2 separate regions of the Homo sapiens genome follow, and region 2 is linked to region 1. A link is a loop called in an ENCODE intact Hi-C map of the cell type or tissue named here. Cell type or tissue: natural killer cell. All regions are shown on one strand. Region 1 overlaps PDE4B (phosphodiesterase 4B). Region 2 overlaps SGIP1 (SH3GL interacting endocytic adaptor 1).

Region 1 (8,000 bases):
AGAGTACTTTAGGTAAGGCAGTATGCATCCAGTGGTGTACGGGAGCTGACTTGTCGCATCTTGAGAAAGGTGATTATTAAATTTTCAGGAATTTTCCAAGCCAGTTGGTAGCTGGAAATCAGCTATGGTGAGAGTATTTACAACATGGAAATCGACAAACACTACCAATCAAATTCTGGCTTGTTGTTGCTGTTGTTTCCTGGGGACCCAGTTGTTAAATACTTCCTAGCCCACCACCACATACAACCCAGTTTTCCCAGTGATTTGGAGGTTTTCGTCTGTAATTATTAATAGCAGCCACTTTCACTTTCAAAAGAGTGCCATTTTGGATCTAAATTACATGGCCCCCCTAATTTTGGGATAGAAAGATCTCTGGGATCTAGGACAGGACATAGACCTGCCTCGTGAGGCCTAAAGAACTGGAAATGCAACAGAAACTGAGGATCTGCTGCTCTCCATTTCTCTCCGAGGTTTCATAATATTCCATCTTTGCTTCTCTCTGTACTTGTTCCATTTTTCTCTTTCTGTAGATAGCTTCCTAATCAGCTTTCCCATGGCCCAATGACCTCTTGAGCCACCCAAATTTGGATAATCTCCCTATCCCAGGGCCCTTCATGGACTAGCAACAGTTTCTGCATCCTTGCTTCAATGTTTTGAAAGTCAGAATCTGATTCAGTCACCTCAGCTGCTTGAGTCAAGCCACACACATCCTATGTCCCTAGTAAAACAGTGGATTCTGCTACCTGTGGGTCAGAGTTCCACCTCTGTCCAATCAGCCATGGCTGGGAGGTGTCTTATGTTACAGTAGCAGACCCTGCCTGGCAAAGTAGCACCTGAGCATGTCTGCAGATGGTCCCCAACTTACAATGGTTCAACTGACCCCTTTTTGACCTTAGGAAGTTGTGAAAGGGATGCACATTCTGTAGAAACCTTACTTTGAGTACCCATACAATTATTCTGTTTTTCACTTCAGTGCAGTATTCAATCAATTACATGAGATATTCAATACTTTATTATAAAATAGGCTTTGTGGTAGATGATTTTGCCCAACCGTAGGCTAAAGTAAATGTTCTAAGCACATGTAAGGTAAGCTGGGCTAAGCTATGATGCTCTGTGGGTTACGTATATTAAGTGCATTTTCGACTAACAATATTTTCAACTTATAATGGGTTTATCAGGTTGTAATCTCATTATAAGTGGAGAAGCATCTGTGTTAAATCGCATGCTACAGACTCTTCAGCCGCACTTAACTGTTTGTTATTTACTGCGTATGTACCCCATGCTCTTTCAAGCCTTCATGCCTTTGTTTCTCGCAGGAAATTCTCTCTCCACTCCCAATCCATCTTCTCCTTCCTTAAGGAACTGATCCTCTATGGCATAACATGACACCTTCCCTAAGTAACTTCATGACACCTTCCCTAGGTACCTTTCATAAGCCCTCTGACATTACTACGCATTTTTCACTCATCTGTCTTCCCATTGAGTTATTATGCACCCTGCACTTGAAATAAGACAAACCGTTGCCTCACCAACTTATTGAATATGCTACCTTAGGAAAGCTATTTAGAGTCTCTGTATAATGGTGGATAATTATATTTATTTGGGAGGGTTGTAAGGACAAATATAGCACATGGCAAGTACTCAAAAAGTACTAATTATTATCTTTATTCTTATTATGAACACCTATAAAAGAGGAGCTATAAAATTATAATATTATAATAGATATCGTCTCTCAAAGAGACAATGGATTACATGGAAAACCCAATAATTTGTATGGTTTACCATAGCTTTCCTGCCATTTTGCAAACATACCAGGCACACATCCTCATTTCAAGGCCTTTGACTTTTTGTTCTCTCTGCCAATAACTCAGTTTTTCTAGACAGATGTATGGCTGGTTTCTTTCTTTCATTCAAGTCTTTGCTCAGTTTTTTCCCTCTTCAAAGAAGGCTTTTGGACAATTCCATCTAAAGTAGCAAGCCTCCACCATTCTCTAGCCATTTGCCTAGACTTTATTTTTCTCTATATTATTATGAAACATCCTACCTATGTGTGATCCACATATGTCACCTCTACAAATACAAGCTCCACGGGCAAAGGTTTCATCTGTTTTGTTTCTTGTCCAATCTCCAGTGCCTAAAACAGTGTACATTTAGGTCCCTAATAATTTTTTTAATGAATAAATGTTTGGACTTACCAGGAGTCCAAAAATGTTTTTTATTGATTTGAGCTAAGTTGATACATGCAAAAGTATATGCCATGTATCCAGTGGAAGTTGAGTTCAGAGAGAGGAGCCATTATAATGATTTTATATATTTACAAATCTTTACAGTTTATAAAGCATGTTCACAAGCTTTTTTCTGTTTACTCCTAAACTTCAAGCTTTCTAGAGATACCCAGTGGCCTCAGAAGACACTGCTCAAAATTGCAAATGTCTCTAAGTTAGAAACTGGTGCCCTTGACACAACGTAGGATAGCATTTAAAAATATGGTCATTATTTTTGAATGTGTATGTTTGAAAAAATATATTTTTATATATATTTTTAGCCTGGATAAATTGGTATTAGTCTTATCTTTCTTTCACAGATGATGAATCTGAGGCTCAGGGAATCTGCCTAAAGTCATGACCTAAAAAATGCAAAGCTCAGTCTAACATTCAAGGCTGTCTGACTCCTAAAGTGATGTTAAACCCAAAAGATACATTCCTTGGCCAAGAATAAAAAACTTTCAACCTCAGCAATCACAGACAATCTATTTCAGCAATCTCTTCTTGCCTAACTTTCTCTTTCTCAAAAGTTAATATAGAATGCTATCTTCCATATCCACCACCGACAGATAATGGAGATGGTGACCTATCATTCTTGCTAGTGCCTTGGGCTTCTTGGAACTGTGTTCTGCGAATTTACTGCGCTGCCACACAAAAGCAAATACTTCCTTCTCAGTCACCGATGCACTGATACAGTGAAACAACAACTCTAAAAGGAACTTCTGGAATCTCCCCCGCAGTTCCCCTGTTGAGAAAAAGATTCTCAGGCACAGGCATTAAACAATTGCTCAGACATAAAGAGCTAAAAATAGCAAATGCAATAATAAAATGTAGACTTTACAAAGCATTTTGTATTTTGTTAAGATAGCCTAGACCAAATCAAATATGTGAGCCAGGCACGTGGCTCATGCCCGTAATCCCTGCAGTTTAGGAGGCTCAGGAGGAAGAGAATTGCTTGAGCCCAGGAGTTTGAGACCAGCCTGAACAACATAAAAAGACCTCATCTCTACCAAAATAATAATAATCATATATGTGAAATAGACGTGGTAAGGGATAAAGGAACTCAACTATCAAAATTACTTTTTTACTGAATCGTCGAATTCAACCTGTTTTGCTGTTGATGGTGAGGCAGTGTGCAGTAGTGAGAAAGCCTGGGGATTTATTAATCAGCACCCTCTTCTGACCCTCATGAACTAAGGGGTGAGTTAGCCAACCCAAGCTTCTGCCTCCTCATCTGTAAAAATGGGGGTAATAATACCTACTTTACAGGATGATGTTATAAAAATAAATCTAAGTAGAGCAAATAAAGAATCTAAGCTATAATGAGTAGCCAGTAATGGTACTTAATATTAATGTTAATATTATTTTTGCACTCTCACCTCCCATCTGCAAATGAGTTAATTGACATGGACCTGGTGGTGTAGTCAGCAGCAGTTTTAATCTCTCATATCCGACAGGAAGCTCATGGACTTTGTGGGTTCTTTATCCTTTATGTCAAAATAGTACCCTACCTATTTCTCAGTAATATCATTGAAAAGCCCATTTAAAAAAATTCAGATTTCTAGAAAATTACCATACATACACACTATCAAACACAACAGTACCTAGTCTTCTCAGAATGAGGTGATTGTTACAGAATCAGAAACAATGAAGCAAATATAAAACATGTATAAATGCTAATCAGAGAGTATTGTTTTCAAAACTAAATTTCAATGAATGTCATGTAAGTGAAAAATAGACAAGGTCCACATTTATGCAATCCTCAAATGATTATCCATTTGAAAGAGATGTGCTGTATATTTAAACCTACACAAGGCACAGCGGTGTTAGCCTACAGGAAATTAACAGTGCAGCAATGCTGCCCTCTTGTGTTGGAAAATAAAACAAAAGAAAATATTTTATTTCTGCATCTGGGAAGCACAGAACACACTCAAATTTAAATGATTAAATACCTTCTGTAATACTTTTCTGATATGCAGTTACGAACATTTGTTTCAAAAGAAGTTTTAAATATAACTATATAAGTCATAACTACAGATACAAAACTGCAGATTACTGCAGATATACAACTGCAGATAAAACAGGTTAAAAAGATAAGGTAACACTATGGTATTTTGCGTGTGTGTATGTGTGTGCGCGCGCGCGCGCGCGTGTGTGTGTGTGTGTATCACATTATACCAACATACTAAAAAACTTAGTCAAAATGGACACATTATTAGAAAAAACATAACATTAAAACAGTATTAAGAATAAAGAGTAGGCTTTAAATAGGTTAAAAACGAATCACAGTTTTAAAAAATCTTCCCATGAAGAAAATATCAGACCCAGATATTGTATAGGTGAATCCTACCACATTATTTATAAATTTTAAACTCTTCCCCAAAAGATAAAAAGAGGGCACAATCTTCAAGTCACTCTAAGAGCCTACCATATCATTGATACTTTTTAAAATACCACAATGTGGGAAAAAAATATCAGTCAACTTCACTTATGAAACTAGATGCAAAAAAATTAAATAAAATATAGGCAAACTTTCCAAATATAAATTTAAAACCATAATAATATATCTTGACCAAGTTGAGCTTATTTTAGGAAGGAAAAGGCAGTTTATCATTAGAAAATATATTTATCACCATATCAATAAATTTTTTAAAAAAACCATCTCAATAAGTGCAGGGAAAAATATAATTTAAAAAAAATCCAACACAAGCATATTTTTAAAAATCTTATAAAGCTAAGAACGCAAAAAGCGCCCATAACCTAATCAAATGCATCTATAAAAAGCCTACAACAGACATAATCTGATTGCAATTCCCTGTACAATATGAAACAAGACGAGCATGACTATAATAGCACTTCTTTTCAGCACTGTACTAAACACCCAATACAATTACAAGAAAAAAATTAAAGGAGTAAAGATTAGAAGGGAAGAAACACAGTGTTAATATTTGCAGAAAATGGATTTTTATGTAAAACACAAAAGATTCTCAAGACAAGTTATTATGCATAATAATCAATAACAAACAGCTGGTTGTAATGTCAAAATATAAAATCTAATTTTATTTCCATGATCAGCCACAGATTGAAAATATATATTTTTAAAATATACTAGTTACAATAGTAGCAAAAGTGAAGTAATGTAACAAAGAGGAGCAAGACCTAAGAATAATAATTATAAATATTTTCTAAAGACTTTGACAGACCTAAATAAATCAAGAAATACAGAATGTTAATAGATAGGAAGACACAATACCAAAAAAATGCCAATTTCCAGAAATGGCTTTCTAAATTCAATACAATTACAATGAAAGTTATAACAGGTTTTCATAAAATTTAACCAGTGATTTTAAAATTTACATGATGAGTACAGGAGCAGGAAGAACTCACCATTTCTGAAGAGTGACAGAGTAGGAGAAAATGCCTTACTGATATAAATTACTAATTAGGCTCAGGGACAGACACACAGGCCAAACAAATAGAGAGCCCAGAATCAGACCCCTGCATAAATGATAGCTTGCTGTGTAACAGACATGGCATTGGAAATTACTGAGAGAAAGATCAGTCAACGAATGGTGGCGAACCTTAAAACTTTTAGAGAAAATATAGGAAAAGATATTTATAAAGTTGGGGTAGGAAAGGATTTTTTAAGCACAAAGCATTGACCATATAAAATAAAAGGGTGATGAAATTCAACTACATCAAAATGAAGAATGTTATCCACCAAGAAGCACCAGAAAGAGGGTAAAAAGACAAGCCAGCCTGAGACAAAATATTAGTATTTACATAAATGTAAAAATGCCTGCAAATCAGTAATAAAGAAGAAAAACAAAAGAGAACAAAAAAGCTAAACAGAGATGTCACAGAAAATAAAAAAATAAAGAGCAAATAAATATCTGAAAATTGTCCAGTCTTCAGTAAAGTCACAATGAGATACCTGTACATACCTACTAGATTGGCAAAAATTAAGTCTGACAATATCAAAGATCAGAGAGTACACAGATAAATAGGAACCTTTATACATGGCTGGTAGGAGTATAAATTTTCAATCACTTTCAAAAATAATTTGTTGTTTCCTGGTAAAGTTCAAGCTGAGCATACCCTCTAAGACAGCAATCACACCAATGACTGTCTCTTCTCCGGGTACATATGTGCAAGACTTTCTACGAAAAGAGACAGGTATACATAACATTTACAGTGATAGGAACAAAGGTGGCAGGATTATTTCAAGCTCCACCTCATTTCTCTCATTTACTATTCACGTATTTCGCGAACATTTACTGGAAGTTTGCTAGGTTATTGCAAAGTCACTGGAGAAGCAAACAATAAGGAAACTCTTAGAAACTCAAGAAACCGCAATCTATATCTATACTTCTTTCTATATCTACATCTAAAACAGTATATAATAGTTGTACTGTAATACTATGTGTGTGTATGTATGTGTGCCTGCAGACATGTACGTGTGTGTTTTAAATAAATTGGACTTGAGAACATGGAGGAAAGATTGATTTTGCTTGAAAAAGAAAATAATTGGTGGAAAGGCTTCAGAGATTGAAATCAAACTGTTAGCTAAACCAGCACCTTTTGTTTCCTGAATTAAAACAGGACCATTCACCCAAGGAACTAAAAATACTGCTCTTCAAAATGTGCTGAATTAAGACTTTCCCAAACCTTAAATATATCCCAGTAGTAAGACTGCAACTTTGGCAATTATACCAGCTCTCTCAGAGCCTCAGCATACCATTTATAGGTTACTGCTTCAGGTTAAATATCAGAGAGAATTTGCTGACAGTATAGAATGGCCCATATTTGAATAAATTGCTGAAGAAAACTGTGGAATCTTTTCAAAATTCTCTAAAAATATCCCAGCAGCTATCAATCTGGGACCTAAAGATGAATTTATGTGACTTCTGGATTTCATGTCCATACTTATTGCTTAATATGCTGAATTATAGTGGTAGCATATTTCTTTTTTAAAATTAAGAGCTTTCTTATTATCCCATATTTCAGCTCCTAATATATTCCAGGCGCTCTCTTAGGCCTCAGAAATGCAGAAAGCAGTAAAACACAGTCCTTGTCCTCAAAGAATCAGAGGCCAGCGTGAGAACAGCACGTAACCCTATAAATGACTGAAGAGCATGTTACTGTAGAAAGTTCAAAAGGGAATTGGGGCACCTTCCCCAGGAGGTGAAATGTGAGTCAGTTTTGAGTGACAAATACAGGTAAGCTGCTAGATAAACCAGAGAAAGGATAACACCCTGCTCTTGAGGAAGCAAGATGACGTACCAGAATGAACTCAATGTGAAGTAGACATGGGCTCGAATCCCAAATCTGTTACCCATGCAAATTTGGGCGACTTGCTTCAGTTTTTCACTTGTGTGAGTGTCAGTGTGCACACATGTGCCACTTGGTGCATTATGCTGTTGCGGTGAGTTCTATTACTATTTCTATGCTTTTGTTGTTGTTTTTCCAATAAGAGGAGAAAGACACATTTCTATGGGTAGAGAATGCAAAATCCCATAAAAGGGTTCCCTCAGAACTGCACTTGACTTTAGTGGATGTAGTATAAACTGTCCACGCCCTAGGGAAACACTTTTCTACATCTCTCTTCCCAGTCCTCAGAACAAAAGGTCTTTATGTGTCAGTGCCTGAAGGTTTACGGGACTGTGCTGAAACTAACATCTGAGATGGATGGACGGACAGGGCTCCAGGGTACAGGGAAGGATTTTGGTAAAAGAA
Region 2 (8,000 bases), 770 kb before region 1:
TATTAACTATTAAACCTGAATTTGATGTCTTTATTATGCATATGCACATGCACAGTCACACCTACACACACAATTGATTTAAAAAGAAGGCCAGGCGTGGTGGCTCATGGCTGTAATCCCAGCACTTTGGGAGGCCAAGGCAGGCAGATCACTTGAGGTCAGTAGTTTGAGACCAGCCTGGCCAACATGGCGAAACCCCATCTCTACTAAAAATACAAAAATTAGCCAGGTGTGGTGGTGGGCGCCTGTAATCTCAGCTACTTGGGAGGCTGAGGCAGGAGAACCACTTGAACCCAGGAGGCGGAGGTTGCAGAGAGCTGAGATGGTGCCACTGCACTCCAGCCTAGGCAACAGAGCAAGACTCTATCTCAAAAATAAAATAAAAATAAAAAGATGCTCATACAATGAAAGGATTTTATTCTTGTTATTTGGCTCATTTCCCACCATTGTCATCCACTGTCTGTTGATAATGAGTAAAACAGACGATGAACAAACTGTTGCTGATACAGATTTTCTTACCCTGTCTCTCTAACCACTTGAGATAGTTGGCCATTAAAACACGTATATGCATATGCAGTCACACATTCACACACAACCACCCACAACAAATTTTGATAGCTGGTAAAAGTTCTGTGCTTGAATCTACAAATATATCTGAGTGGTGGTAATTTCACTATAGTGCGACCCTGTTGCTAAGATATATCCCTCATCTAAGTACAAAGTACTAAGCCACATGTATCTCTGAAAAATTTATGCAAAATCATATTTACCAGCAGAGAAGTTGGGGGTTTGGCAGGACGTGTTCTAACCTGCTGAAATTTATCACCCGAAAAGTCAGAGCAGCTGGGGACGGGTTGTTGGCAAAGTGTCTGGTGATGCCAGCAGGAAATGACAACACCATTTCTCCGGTAATCTTAACGATACATCTGGCATATCAAAACACAGAGAGGAAAGAGAGAGAAAATCCATGTCAATACACTGAATCAAAACTGCTGTGAAAAACAATTTATGAGGCAATGTTAAATAGCAGAAGAGATAAAAGGCAGGCTCTTACAATTCCATTAAAAAATACTTTAACTTCTATTTTAGGTTCAGGGGTACATGTGCAGGTTTGTTATATAGGTAAACATGTGACTTGGGGGTTTGGTGTACAGATTATTTTGTCACCTGGGTACTAAGCATAGTATTTGACAGTTTTTTTTTTCTGAACTTTTCTCTTCTCCCATCCTCCTCCCTCAAGCAGGCCCTAGTTTCTTTTGTTCCTCTCTTTCTGTCAACATGTTCTCATTATTCAGCTCCCACTTATAAGTGAGAACATGTGGTGTTTGTTTTTCTGTTCCTGTGTTGGTTTGGGAAGGATAATGGCCTCCAGTTCCATCCATGTTCCTGCAAAGGACATGATCTCATTCTTTTTTTATGGCTGCATAGTATTCCATGGTGTATATGTAACACATTTTCTTTATCTAGTCTATCATTGATGGCCGTTTAGGTTGACTCTGTGTCTTAGCTATTGTGAAGAGTACTGCAATGAACATACCAATGCATGTGTCTTGATGATAGAATGATTTATATTTCTTTGGGAATATAACCGGTAATGGGATCTCTGGGTCAAAGGGTAGTTCTGTTTTTAGTTCTTTGAGGAATCACCACACTATTTTCTACAATGGTTGAATTAATTTACACTCTCACCAGCAGTGTATCATTTCTAACTTATCTGAGAACTCAATGGTCAGCACTTATTTTAAAAAGTGACTATTTTGTTTTATGTGTTTTGAAATGTAAGAAGAAAAGTACAGCTTTTCTCTTTCTGTAGAAGTCTATAGCTTCACCTCATGAATAGAATCCTCTACTCTGGTGGTTCTCCCTCACTTTGATTTCTGAATCTTTGGCAGCATATTTGAAGATAGTATATTGTACAATGTTATCACATTATTTCCTGGACTTGTCTTACTTAGCTCTTCGAGTAACATGAGTAATGCCTTTAGCATGTTGTTTTATGTACTCATGAGGTAAAGTTTTTGCCTTGCACTTAACTAGTTCTTCATTCCATTAATTTGTCTATTTGGTCAAAATTGTAAACTCAGTCATATAAGTTAACACAATGGGATGATAGCGTGGAAGGAAAAACAATTCTTTTTTTTTAAAAAAGGCTTTATGAAGATATAATTGATATATAATAAACTGAACTTATATACAGTGTAAAACTCCATGAGATTATATGATGTAAAATCATCATACAATTAAGAAAATGAACATTTCCATCATCCCTGAAAGTTTTCTTATGCTTTTTTGCAATCCCTTTTTGTAATCTCTCCCACTGCCTCCTTTCCCTGTCCCTAGGCAAGAGTTAATATGCTTCACTATAACTTCATTTGCAATTTCTAGAATTTCATATAACAGAATTGTAAGGTGTGTGATTTTTTGTTTCTTTCACTGCACATAATTATTTTGAGACTTGTTCATGTAGTTGTGTGCACTAATAGTTCATTTCTTTTTGTGGCTGTGTAGTGTATGGGTATACCACAGTTTTAAAAAATACATTCACCTACTGAAGAACATTTGGCTTCTTTCCAGTTTTTGCCTATTACAAATAAAGGTGCAATGAATACGCGTGTACGGGTATTAGTATGAATATACCCTGTCATTTCTCTTGGTAAGTACACAGGAGGAGAGTCACTAGCTCACATAATAGGTGTAGACTCTCAAAGAAACTGCCTAACTGTTTTCTAAAGTGGAAAATACAGCTGTGCATGAGGGTTTTAGTTCTTCCACATTCTCACCAACACTTGGTAGAACTGATCATTTTAATCTTAGCCATTCTCATAGGTGAGTAGTGGTATCTTCTTGTTGTTTTAATTTGCATTTCCATAATGGCTAAGGATCATCAGCATCTTTTATGTGCTTGTCATCAGTTATCCTCTGCTTAAACTGTCTGCCAAGTTTTTAAATAGGGTTGTTTGTTCTCTTATTGAATGTCAAGGTTTCTTTATACATTCTGGGAATGTCATTTATCAGATATATAATTTGCAGCCCAGTCTGTGGCTTGTTTTGTTTTTTCTTTCTCTTAAAAGGACATTTGAAGAGCAGAAGTTTTTAATTCATCAATTTATTCTTTTATGGGTTATATCTAATCCAGTCATTCTTTCGGTGTCTTATTTAAGAAATCTTTGCCAAACCGAAGGTCACAAAAGTTTCATTTGTATTTTCTTTTTCCTTTTTGAGACAGGATCTTTCTCTGTCACCCAGACTGGAGTGCAGTCGTGTGAGCATAGCTCACTGTAGTCTCAAACTCCTGGCCTCAAGCAGTCCTCCTGCCTTGGCCTCCCGAACTGCTGGAATTACAGGCATGAGCCACTGCAACTGTCTCACTTATATTTTCTTCTAGAAGTTTAAAAAAAAATCTTTGAGTTTACATTTAGCTTCATTACCCATTTTCACCTATTTTAGTCTTACAATGTATATAGTGTCAAGTATGGATCTCAGTTCATTTTGTGTGTGTGTGGATATGAATATCCAGTTGTTTCAGCATCATTTTTTTGAGAAGACTGTCCTTTCTCCACCGAATTACCTTGAAAATTTTGTTGAAATCTAATTGCCCTTATCTGTGTGAGTCAATTTCTGGATTCACGATTCATTCTGTTCTATAGATTTATTTGGTCTATTTTTTAAGCCAGTATTGCACTGTCTTGATTACAGTAGCTTTATGATAGTTCTGAAATCAAGTAATGTTAGTCCTCTAACTTTGTTCCTTTTCATAGTTGTTTTCGCTATGGTAGGCCCTTTGAATTTCCACATGAGGTTTATAATCACCGTGTCAATGTCTATATAAAATCAATCATTGCCTCCCCGTTCCAATTCACCCTTTACTGACTGCTCTGAGAAAATTAACGGATCTTTATTGTATTTTTCTCTTTGCCTGCAGGAACCATGCTTAGTTTTGTCAGTAGAGGGCGCTAGAGAGACATTGCAGGAGAAAGGGGTTTTCCTTCACCCTTCCAGCCTGCTTGCAAATGCAGGCTCTTGCAATGCACAAGGCTTACGTAGTGCTAGGTTGTTGAAGTTACAAGAGGCTTGTGTGTGGCTCCTGCAGTGCATGTAGTGTCCCCAGAGTGTAGGTTTTGCAAGCCATATAACTCTGCCAGTGCCTGGTAGCACAGACAGCTTTCCTGTCATCTGACTCATGTAGTACAACTGGCTGGGCTGCCACAATGCCCAGATCTTGCAATGCAGATGGATTCTTTTCCAGCCTCCTGCCATGTTCACACCTTCTCCACTGCCATCTTCTGCAGTGCATGGTGGCGGCAGCACCCATCAACCTTAGCTTCCCCTGGCAATTCCCTCGGCCAGTTTTGTAGTAGAGTGCCTCAGTGAAACACCTTCCCATGAGCAGCTGGAAGTCAGCTGGGCTCTCCTTATGCCAGGCCTGAAAACTCTCAAGCAGGTAAGCTGGAGCAATCATAGGGCACACCTCCCCTTTTAGGGATCACTGCCTTCGCCTGAAGTCCAGTGTCTTGCAAGTCATTGTTTTATATATTTTGCTTATTTTTAAGCTGTTTGAGGTAGAAGGGTAAATTGGTCTGTTACTCTACCTTGGCTAAAGCAGAAATTTCACAAGGATTTTATTCTTCTTTGGGACACAGTAAATGCTTAAAGTGAGTGAGCTTCTTTATGATTTCCTCCAATGTCTCCACAGCTGACTCTTGTAGTACTTCACCTCTAAGTTCAGGTATGTACTTTCTGGGGAAATTGATGTTAATAAATGAAAACTTTGCTCACATTGGAGCATGGAGACTCCACGTTGTCCTACAGTCACCTTGGATATTGTGTAACTCTAATGGATGAAACACACATGGTTCAGGTGAGGTGCTGTCTGGCATACATTCAAAATAGCTTAAATGAGGAACTGCTATAACCTTGTAGGTATAAGGCTGGGTTTGGGGCAGAGATTGGGAGCAGATGAGCTTCTTAAAGATGCCATGTGAGCCTCCCTCACTCAGGTGTTAAATCCATAACTTTGTAGTGCTCTGAATGGGATTTTTGGTTTCTGGAAGTTTGCATTTCCATCTCTCCTGGAGAACACTGCTGACCTCCCAGTTTGGGAGCAAACTGCTGTCTTCCTTCTCTACCTTTTAGATCCATTAACCCTGTTTGTATACTAGTGCCAAATTGGTTCTGAACCTTGATTTCCCCTCAAGCTGAGTCTACTCTTGATATTTGTCCATATGTGGACATGTAGAATATTGTTTGGCAGCTATTAGAAAACAATTAGAGCACTTATAAAATTAGATTTCAGCACCTACCATCACTTAGAATATTGTTATTAGCAGTGGTGGCTCAACTGTTCTTTAACTGGTAGGGAATTTTCTCAGTTTTCTTGCCAAGTTGCTCAAAATGAGATCTAAATGGTGTCTTGGTAGGAGATAAAGTTTCTGTTTTGAAAGCAAGTCAGACAGGGGAGGAGGTGGCATTTATTAACTCAACAGGCATCTGTCTATTCACTCCTAACTATGCAAGTTGTTCTTGTTATTTTTTCCAGTGGGGTGGTAATTTAAAAATGAGCAAAATAGCCTCTGCTTTCAAAGGGCTTACAGTGTTGGGTAGAAGGTGGGAGAAGTAGTCCACGTAGTCCTGTGTAAGAAGCACTGAGGCCTCAATTACATTTCAGCATCACAACTGTCAGAGCCAGAACTTTTGCTGACTTATTAATCCATCCAGTGTCTAAATTGACCTGAAATTTTCTATATAAAAATTTAATATTTTCTATACTCACCAAAGAATTTTTTTTAACTTAAGGATTTTTCCTACCAGTATGCAAGGTGGCTACATTTCATGTGAGTTTGAATGGTGGAAATAATGTGAGATGGAAATATGAATAGATGCTTACTTCATGAATAAAATAAGAAATCATGTGAATCCTCACAAATGAAACATTTGTCAAAAAATGGCAAAACTTCAAAGTCAACCAGCCAAGTGACTTATACACTGGATTTTCCCTAGCTGGTCACAGAAACACTGGCCAGTTTTGTTCAGGGAATGTGTGAGGTCATCAGAGATGCATCTCTCTCATAAAATACAATTTATATGTACTGCTAACAAAACCCCTAGGTCTGTTTCTCAGTGTACATCTGTGTAGATGTAGCTTCTCTTCTTTTCTTTACAATTCCCTTTCTTTGGCTTATGTACTGCTTTTCATATTACAAGACTAAGTTCAAAAGAAGGCCTTTCCGAAACATTTCTTAATATCCTCTCCATTTAGCCTTCCTTGGTTTCTCCTTTCTCTGGGTTTGCTTGGAGATAGGTACAGATCTTTTTCTAGGAAATTATGTTGCAGTTTCACGCACATCTTATCTACTATTGTGAAGACAAGTTCTGGGTCATAGGTTCTGGGAAGGCAACGGTGCATAATGTAGAACTCAGAGTAAGAACTCATTGTTTAAAAAATAAATTCATACATTTATTTATTTATTTATAGGGTGCCTACACAATATACCAGGCACAATGTAATGTGCTAGATTTGGCAGTGACAAATTGGACAAATGGTCCTTGTGCAAATTTCTAGTTTAAACTGGAAGACAGATACTGAATAAATAATTAAAATGTGATGATAAAAGAAGGATAAGAGAGAGCCGAGTAACCTAAGCTTTTCTAGGGAATTAGAGAGTTAATCTCTGACCCTTGTTTTTAAGCACCAATGTTCTTTAAATAGGAACTAATAGCGGGAGATGTGTTTCCCCAATCAGTAGCAAAGGTAAGGAATTTGCTGCCTGTGAGCTACTGAGAAAGTCTTACATGTCAGAATACCTGTTATGGGTGCTCCGAATATTTACAGTATAACTATATTTAAATGGGTTACATATCATAGTATATAAAAATTAAGATAGTAGATTTCTGTTCCCAATGGATGGTCTGAGAACAAATGGCTTTGATGCAGGATGACAGGGAACTATAGACAAAATCAAATCCAAATGCCTTTGCTGCATCATTTCTCTGTTTGGTACCTTGGCTGGCATTATTTCCACCTGGTGATAGAACTTGAGTTGTTTCCTTGAAAGTGAGTGATAAAGGAAGAGCAATTAAAATGGTTGCTGAAGATGAAATTAAATATATGAGTGTCATTTCATGATTCATTTATAAGTTTCTGATTTCAAAATTTTAATGAAATAAATTGGATCTCCCACCTACCAGCATAGAGGATATCCTACAACTATTTATGGCAATAAAATTAAAAACAGATTCCATATACATCCACAAGTCAAAGACTCAGTTAATTTAGAAGGGTATAGGAAAAACACTAATATTAATTTGGCTCAAGTGCCATGTCATTGGAATGCCAAGGCCGCAGACATCAAGCTTACAGGTGCAGACTACCCTACACGCCTGTCATAGTGTATTGGGAAACTGAACCAGGATGAAAACCCTGGCTTATATTGTGACAGGCCGATGGGACAGGCTGCTGTACCACTTATTGGAATTAAAAAATACGTTAATAACGGCTTCTTAACTCCCACTGCACCATATTTACACCTGTTCTCTGGTGCACTTGGTATTATATTTATGCACAAGTCCTATTTTCCATATGAGCTGTCTTTATCGCCAATATATCTCCTGTCTAGCACAATGGCAGGTACATAGTAGCCATTTTGTAAATATTAGGTGAGTAATTCAATTCAACTTGTTCAGCAAATATGCCTTGTCCTGTTTAGCTGAGGACACAACAGTGAACCAAACAGGCAAAATCCAGCTCTCATGGTATTTACATTCTAGTGGGGGAGAAGACAAATAATGGACAACAACAACATAAAAGATGTTAGAGAGAAGGGCTATGGAGACAGAGAACATGAGGTAAAGAGGAAGAAAATGTTGACGGGGTGGGGAGCGGTGTTGTTATTTTATATAGGATGGACAAAGAAGGTCTCTTTGATAAATTTACTGAAGAATCATGAAGGGAATGAGGGGACAAGTCACTCAGAACCTAGGAGAAGATTTCACGAAGGCAGAAA

The links. Hi-C counts contacts between places; a loop is a spot of excess contacts. Peaks named below come from ENCODE experiments on the same cell type or tissue, not always from the same donor. Only the 100,000 strongest peaks of a DNase experiment are listed, where the experiment ranks them.
Region 2: it touches region 1 in a loop (8-fold over the local background); 22 of 110 quality-filtered maps call a loop at or near these places.

Annotation. Positions count from the first base shown.
Region 1 is chr1:65,955,164-65,963,163 of GRCh38, reverse strand. The region is part of intron 3 of PDE4B (phosphodiesterase 4B); the gene reads right to left. Among named protein-coding and RNA genes, the nearest start is that of PDE4B-AS1, 92 kb to the left of the region's middle. In natural killer cell, CTCF peaks have their summits at 3,928 and 4,134 (motif pointing left); DNase peaks (open chromatin) are centred at 4,103 and 4,393.
Region 2 is chr1:66,722,190-66,730,189 of GRCh38, reverse strand. SGIP1 (SH3GL interacting endocytic adaptor 1) reads right to left here. Exons shown (of 25, transcript NM_032291.4): 20 at 771-926. Among named protein-coding and RNA genes, the nearest start is that of DYNLT5, 26 kb to the left of the region's middle. In natural killer cell, CTCF peaks have their summits at 3,746 and 3,945 (motif pointing right); DNase peaks (open chromatin) are centred at 859 and 3,969; H3K27me3 peaks cover 523 bases.